Regions from separate parts of the Homo sapiens genome. Here regions 1 and 3 are each linked to region 2. A link is an interaction called in ENCODE POLR2A ChIA-PET data of the cell type or tissue named here. Cell type or tissue: MCF 10A. All regions are shown on one strand.

What was found. Peaks named below come from ENCODE experiments on the same cell type or tissue, not always from the same donor. Only the 100,000 strongest peaks of a DNase experiment are listed, where the experiment ranks them.
Region 1: POLR2A ChIA-PET joins it to region 2 with 6 read pairs; 3 of 35 experiments call an interaction of 5 or more read pairs at or near these places.
Region 3: POLR2A ChIA-PET joins it to region 2 with 5 read pairs; 3 of 35 experiments call an interaction of 5 or more read pairs at or near these places.

Annotation. Positions count from the first base shown.
Region 1 is chr3:135,987,923-135,990,422 of GRCh38, reverse strand. All of the region lies in intron 1 of PPP2R3A (protein phosphatase 2 regulatory subunit B''alpha), which reads right to left. Among named protein-coding and RNA genes, the nearest start is that of PPP2R3A, 23 kb to the right of the region's middle. In MCF 10A, no CTCF peak of the experiment used is centred here; no DNase peak of the experiment used is centred here.
Region 2 is chr3:135,926,200-135,928,699 of GRCh38, reverse strand. No RefSeq gene overlaps it. Among named protein-coding and RNA genes, the nearest start is that of PPP2R3A, 38 kb to the left of the region's middle. In MCF 10A, no CTCF peak of the experiment used is centred here; a DNase peak (open chromatin) is centred at 1,349.
Region 3 is chr3:135,995,444-135,997,943 of GRCh38, reverse strand. All of the region lies in intron 1 of PPP2R3A (protein phosphatase 2 regulatory subunit B''alpha), which reads right to left. Among named protein-coding and RNA genes, the nearest start is that of PPP2R3A, 31 kb to the right of the region's middle. In MCF 10A, no CTCF peak of the experiment used is centred here; no DNase peak of the experiment used is centred here.

The sequences.
Region 1 (2,500 bases), 62 kb before region 2:
GAGGTATTTATTGAGCTCCTCCTGGGTCCTGATGGAGATCACATTCTAGTGACAATTCCTTTTAGAACTTCATTTTTACATCCTCCTTCCCTTCCCTGACAAGTTCATTTTGATACAAGTGAGCAGAGAAGGTCTTCAGCGCCTAGTGGATTCTAGAGGACGGCCAAGAACCTATTGTAAAAGAATGGAATCATGAGATCAGGGAAAAGCTGCTCATTTGGGATAAGATAAGAATCCCAAAGAATGGTACGGATGGCAGTAAGCTGGGGTGGTGCCCGGACCCGCCTTCAAGGCAGTTTGGATTTGACAAACCAAAGTTACTGTTTTGTCTTTTTAAACAATAGTTTTAATCTTTATAAAAGTAATGACTGTAGAAATAAGACACACTACAAACAAAAGTGAGAGTGATACCAGAGAAATTACAAAGAGGAAAGCAAAGATCACAGCTAGAGGTAGTATCAATGTGAACATTTTTGTAAATATCCTTTTGGGCTTTAAATATACATATACACATAAACAGTCATGGAGATTTTTGTGCATATAACTTTTTAAACAAAAGTAAGATTATAGTTTATTGCCTGTTTTTTTCCACTTAATATAGAGAAACTTCTTTCCCTGAAAATAAAAATCTATAGTATACAACTTATAGATATTGTATGAGCACAGTAAATTTACTCATTTAACTCTCTAGTAAGGCAAGTTAGGCTGTATGGTAAGTAAGGTACAGAAAGGAAGCAAGCAACAAGCAAATGAGAAAACTGACTTCAGCTGTGGCAGCATTCTGACTATTTTAAAGGCAGAAAGAAGGTAAGACATATGGAAGCTCAGGAGATTTTTTTGTGTTCCAGACATAGATGAATAATGTCTGAATCTGGAATTCTTTGTGGATGAAGAATTTCCAAAAGGCAAAAAAAAAGGACTGCAACCCAACACACACTATAAATGAAGTAATTTCAAATCTTCACATCTGCAGAACAGATAGATAGAATGTCAAGAAAGCACTGAGACAACTAAAAACAGCGGGTGGACTGCCAGGGAAAAACCAAGTCTCATTCTAATGATCATTCACAACCACAGCTTTCCAAGGAAGTGGCAGAGCTCCCAAACTATGCTCTAATAGAAGGTGTACTGAGCCTTTCTCACGAGATGCTAGGTGGCTTTAAGACTTCATGTGTCCTCTGGGTCTCCACCTTCTCAAGTGTTTGGGTGGGCCTTGTGGGTTAAAAACTGTGCTTGTCAAAGTTCCCTTGGAAGCTGCATTTCCTACTGCAACAAAACAGCTCTGCTTTTATCTGTTTTAGATACTGGATCTCCAAAAAACGTTTTATTTGAAAAAGCATTTCCACAGCTAAAAAGTGTTCTTAAAATAACAGCGTTAAAAAAAAATAGCATTCACCCTTCAGCTTTTTTGTTAACCACGAAGGGAAAAATGTAAATATATAATGGAGAGATACGAACATTCCCATCTCAACACGTTAGACAAACTTGGCGTCACTAATGGTGAGATAATCAATAGGTGCCTCCCAAAATGATTCAATGTCAAGACTGTAGCATCATTGATGGAATTTCCTCACCAAAAATATTTAATTAATCTAATCAATCCTTTAGATCTAATGTCCAATTCCAGAAAATACAGGCTATAGAGAAATAAATTAATACCATGAGGAAGCAGAGAAATTCATAGTATGGATCATTCTATAAGACAACTGGACTGGTGTCTTCAGTGGGTGGGTTAGGGGAAAAGGAAGCAAAAGGAACACCAGATATAAAGGTTCTGAGGTGGGAGCATGGCTTGAATGTTTTAGCAAGAGTGAGAATGCCAGTGTGACTAGACTTTGCTCTTACCTAAGTGAGATGGAAAGCTACTGAGGAGTTTTAAGCAGAGAAATGACATGACCTGATGTTCTTCTTCACAAAATCATTCTGGCTGTTAGGATGAGAACAGACTACAGGGGACAAGAGTAGAAGAGAGAGACCAGAAGGAGGGCTATTAGAATAATCCAGGCAAAAGATGATGCTGGCTTGGACTAGGTGGTAGCAGGAGCAAAGTGGTCAGATTCTGGATATATTTTGAAAGTAGAGCCAATGGGATACATGAGTGGGTTTTATAGAAAACAGAGAGGTCAATAATAAATCTAAGAGTTTAAAAAAACTGTTTTTTTTTTTTTTTAATCCTTGAACAACTGAAGATGAGAACTCACATTAATTGAGACTGGAAAGACTGCAGAAAGAAAAGATTTGTTTGTGGGAGAGGAAGTAGTGGTTGCAAGGAGAATCGGTAGTTCAGGTAGTTCAGTTTTGGACATGTTAACTTTAAGATGCCTATTAAGACATTCAGGTACATGTGTCCAGAGGGCTGCTAGAGAACTGAGCCTGGAGTTTAGGGGACAGATCCGGGTTGATAGAAATTTGGGAGTCTTTTTTTAAAGTCATGAAACTAGATGAGATCACCAAGGGATGGAATACAGAAGTAAAAAGGAGATATCCAAAGGCTGAGCCA
Region 2 (2,500 bases):
TGACCTAAAATGGCTGTGAGGCTTTTCCATTATTTAAGAGTGAACAGAAAAGACTTGGGACTCCCAGTTTTCCTTCATGAGCAGGGAAGGTGACTTTCACTGAATAAATGTTTAAAGAAAACTGTGGGAGAAAAAGTCAAGTTGGGTTTTGGTTGCCAGGAGTTACGCTTGTTTCAAATATCACCCGGAAAGCATTTAATCAAATCCAAGATACCACCGATACTAAGGCAAACTATAATTTCAAATGCCCCTAAGAAAGAAAAATATTGCTACTATGATACATAAACATGAACGCAAAAATCTATGATGAACAAAATACCAAAATTTTAAATAAAGGATCAGTATTACTGATTTTTCCTTTTGCCTCAGTCTTTAAAGTGTCTCAGCATGGTATTGTAACTGTTCTTTATTTAAAATTTTGATATGTAATTCATCATGTTTTTTGCATTAATTTAAAAATGTTGCATTAGAACACTACATATCTTCATTTTTGAGTTTTTGGGTGCTCCACTAAATTTTGCACTTGAAGCAAGTGCCTTCCTCACCTCACCCACCTCATCCACTGCACCCTAGCTCCTCTGTGAGATATACATGTGGATAGAAACAAAAAGAAGAAAAGGGGAAGAAAGAAATATAAAAGATCCTTTTGCTTATTTTCTTGCCTGTGTAATTGCAGAAGGGAGAAATATTTGCATACATTTTTCAAACACGAATTTCTTTAAAGCACCAGCTGGAAAATATCAGAGATGGTCTAACTGATAGCCCTAGATAACACTGAAGAGGGAGGTCTAATCTTCTCTTTGAAAAGACTCGAACATATTGCCTGGGATGACAAAAGTCCACAATAAACAGCTACTTTGGTGCTTTTGATGGTGTTGATATTAAAGTATGAACCAAAAATCTTATTGTTTTGATTTCCTCATTCCTGCCATTAAAAGAAATTCCCTCTAGTACCAATGAAAGTGTAGAAGGAGATTTATGATACTTGTGTGTAATATAATACTTGGTACATAGCTCTCTACCATTTTCATCATCTCTTAATTCTCATAATATTTCTCACTTGATCCTCAAAACTACCACAGAGGGTAGAGAGGGAAGGCGTTGCCCATTTTATGGACAAGGCTTCAGCCTCATTTTTCAGACAAGGTTGATCCAAGTCACATGACAAACTGCTACAGAATGGGAAGAAGAACTCTGATCTTTCAACATCAAGGGTAGTCCTTTTCCTGTACACAGTGCTGTGTGCCTCTGAAGACATGTGGAGAGACGCTGTAAGTGGCTGCATATGAGGGATTGCAGCTATAATCTGAACTGGTTAGCAGCTGATCTCCCTGAGGCTATATCCAGTCTCCTAATGCTGTTTCATATTAAACATGTTTGGGAGTTAGTCACTTGGCTGGCACATACCAGCAAAGTGATTGCTTCAGCCCTGCTTGAAAATTCTAGGTCCTCCCTTTGCCTGGGGGTGGCAAACTCAATGCAAACCTCAGCTACAATCTTGCAGACACTCTGGGGCTGAAGCTGCCTTTGTGTTTCACTTATACATAATATCATATTTTCAGTAAAAGATCAATGGATGAATTAAGTATTATTAGTCTTTACCTCAATGTACCATCAAAGCTGTTCCTGTGAATGCCACCCCTTCCAAGGAGAGACTGGCAGATCAACAGGTTTAGTCTCACATATCAGTGGGATTTGGGTATAAGTATTTGGCTGCATTTAAACCTGCAGGTGGAGATGCCAGGTTCCCTGTAGCCATCCCCTATCAGGGAGGGGACTAATTCTTCTCAAGCCCTCTTGTGCCTGGGTGCCCAAGTCACTGGCACCAGGTGGTGTGGAGGGATGGAAAGCCTTGTTCTTGCATGTCAGGCAGGTGGATGGAGTCTGCTTCATGCCTTCATCCTGCCAGCCCTGTTTCCTGAGGTGGGCCCATGCTTCCATTTCCCTCGTGCCTCAGTGAAACTCTTCTACCCAGTGTCCCCTCACCGTGTTTTCTCCGGTTCTTTGAGTGTGCCCTTCTTATGGCTCCTTAGTCCCTGGCCTGTAAATGAGATAAGTCTGTTACACTTGACTTAGATTTTTGTCTTTTATTGTTGATCCTTTTCCCCAATCTCTGGCTTTTTTTTTTTTTTTGCCCTACATTCCTATTCCTTACTACAATTCCTAGCAACCATTTTCCTAACCCTTTGCCAGATGCAAACTTTGACAGTTGTCTTCTTATAAGATTCTGGAACTCAACTCCAAAGAGCCATGGCTTATAGGGGAGAAGGAAGAGGGCAATGGTGCCTGCCACCTGAAGAGTAAGGCCTGCTTGTCCAGGTGAAATCTTCCTGCACAGAGTTTATTTGAAGGTTAGTATTTTTATTGTTGTTGTTAATAAAGTAGAATAACATCTATTTATTTTTTAAAATTTTTATTATACATGTTGTATTCATGGAAAATCAAGAACTTTAAAGGAACTCAAATTAGATCTAAATTATGTTCAGCTCTGAACTGGTTA
Region 3 (2,500 bases), 69 kb before region 2:
AAGATCACTGTAGCACCTGAGTGGAGGATAGATAGGAACCAGACTGAAGACCTAGAAATCGATTAGGAGGTTATGATAATAATCCATGCAAGAAGTGATGAGAATCTAAACCAAGTAGGTGACAGTAATAACAAAGAGGAGGGCACTGATTAGCCCAGGAGGAAGAATCCATAGAACAGCAGGAGGGGAAAGTGACAGGGAGGAATCTTGGATTTCTGGCTTAAGTACTGGGAGACTTGTGTTGCTAATCCTAAAACAGACTTTTTGTTTTTGTTTTACAGGGGGTGGCCACAGGACAGATAAAGTTATTTTCTGAATGTGTTGTTTGAGGAGGTACCTGTGGAATATCTAAGTGGTGATGACTGAATGAAATGTGAACACAAAAACCTGGAGGTCAGCAGAAAGATCTGGGTTGGAGACGCAGCTCTGAGAATTTACTCAGGGTGAGTGCATAAAGTGAGGGGAGCTCTGGACTGAGGAAAAGTTGAGGATCAATGACATTTCTGGGTTGAAGAGAGGAACAGAATTCTTAGAGGGAGTCTAAGAAGAAAGAGAAAAAGATAACAAGAAAACCAGGAGAAAGCAGTTTTATGGAGGCTGAAGAAGGGACTTTCCAAATGGAGGTCACTAGCACTGGATGTTACTAAGAGGTCCAGGAAAAACAAAAAACTGGATTTGCCAATATGAAGGTTGCTGGTATCCTTATCACGTGCAATTTCAGGGACTTGGTGTCAAAAAAAGTGGTGTAGGTAGACTAGATTTTCCATTAGTTTTTTTGCTAAGAAAAGGAGGGCTATAAAACGGCAGCTAGAAGAGAATGGAGATATGAATTTTTTCTTAAAGGACAGAAGATATTTGAGCTTGTGTACATGTTGAAGGGAAAGATCCAGAAAAAGCTTTGAGGACCCAGGAACTAGTAGCCAAAGCCCTGGTGAGGGGATTAGTCTCAGAGGAAGGTGGATACCTTTCCTAGTGAGGCAGGGGGAAAGAAACCAGTTTATAAATGGAAGAAGAAAAATACAAGGAATTTTTTTCCATGACAGGTTCAATTTTTCTCAGTGAAACTGAAAGCAAAATTATTGATTAAAGTTTAGGGGGCAGGAGAGGTATTAAGGAATTTGGGAAGATAGTGAAAATCTGAAATAGATGTTAATGAAAATAAGGAGGTATCTGATTAGGAACAGGCAAAAGTAAGGATAGATCCTGAAACACTGAGCAGGACTGATGTAGAAGTAGAGATGGTACAAATGACTAGCTTGATCTAGGGCTTCTCGTGAAGGCCAGAATACAAAAAGAAGTATGAAGTAATATGTTTATTGATTAAATAATGCTGATCAAGAAGGAGCAAAGGAGAGAAAAAGTTCCTTAGCAATTTACTAAATATCTTCCACTAGGATGACATCTGTTTGTGCAATAAGCTTTAACTCTGTTAGATTAACCAACAAATATTTCTCTCTACATATCAGTGGACACTTCATTAAATCATTTGAGATGTAGAAGGTCTATTTTTTCATCAGGCTTCTTTTAAAAGTTGATAGAAATAAAAGTGCCTCTGCTAACTTTAAGCAAAAAAATGTGAAGACAAGAAAACTTCAAAGTAGAAAAGAAAACCTTAAAAATTTTCACAAAAATGACAGTTTAGAAGAAAAGTTTGGTTATAAATACATTTTTACAAAGCAGCAGCCTTTAAATAACAGGAACAAAGAGAAAGTTTCTGAGGCCAGAATCACATTAATTATTGAGCTACAGTATTTTTCAATTCTAAAATACATTTTTTTTTGGACATTTTAACATCACTTAAATGGAAATACATCTTATAGTTGGTAGCATCTTAAAATCCCTATTGGTCAGGCAGAACTGTGACATGGTTGTCATTTATTGAACGCACTCTAGTAAGGTCAAGAAAACACCATTGTAAAAAAACATGCAGAATAACTTGGCAGAAAATTCCCAAAGATCATAGCAGAACACTCTTTTAAGAAATGCGTCATCACCAAACACTCTGGATGGCAGAGAAAGAAAGTATAAACATCGGTGGCTCTAAATTGAAAAGTGATTTTAAAGAGTCTGAATCCGAATAGATGAAATTCTAGAAATATTTTAGCCAATTATTTCCACTGTATTTTATTTATATATGCACAAGAGTGATATATAGTTAAAAATATCCATCAGGCCAGGTGTGGTGGCTCATGCCTATAATCCTAGCACTTTGGGAGGCCAAGGTGGGCAGACTGCCTGAGGTCAGGAGTTCACAATCAACCTGGCCAACATGGTGAGACCCCATCTCTACTAAAAATACAAAAATTAGCTGGGCATGGTGGTGTGTGCCCGTAATCCCAGCTAACTTGGGAGGCTGAGGCAGGAGAATTAAAGGAACCCGGGAGGCAGAGGCTGCAGTGAGTCTAAGGCTGCAGTGAGCCGAGATCGTGCCATTGCACTCCAGTCTGGGCAACAGAGACAGACTTCATCTCAAAAAAAAAAAAAAAAAAAAAAAAATCTG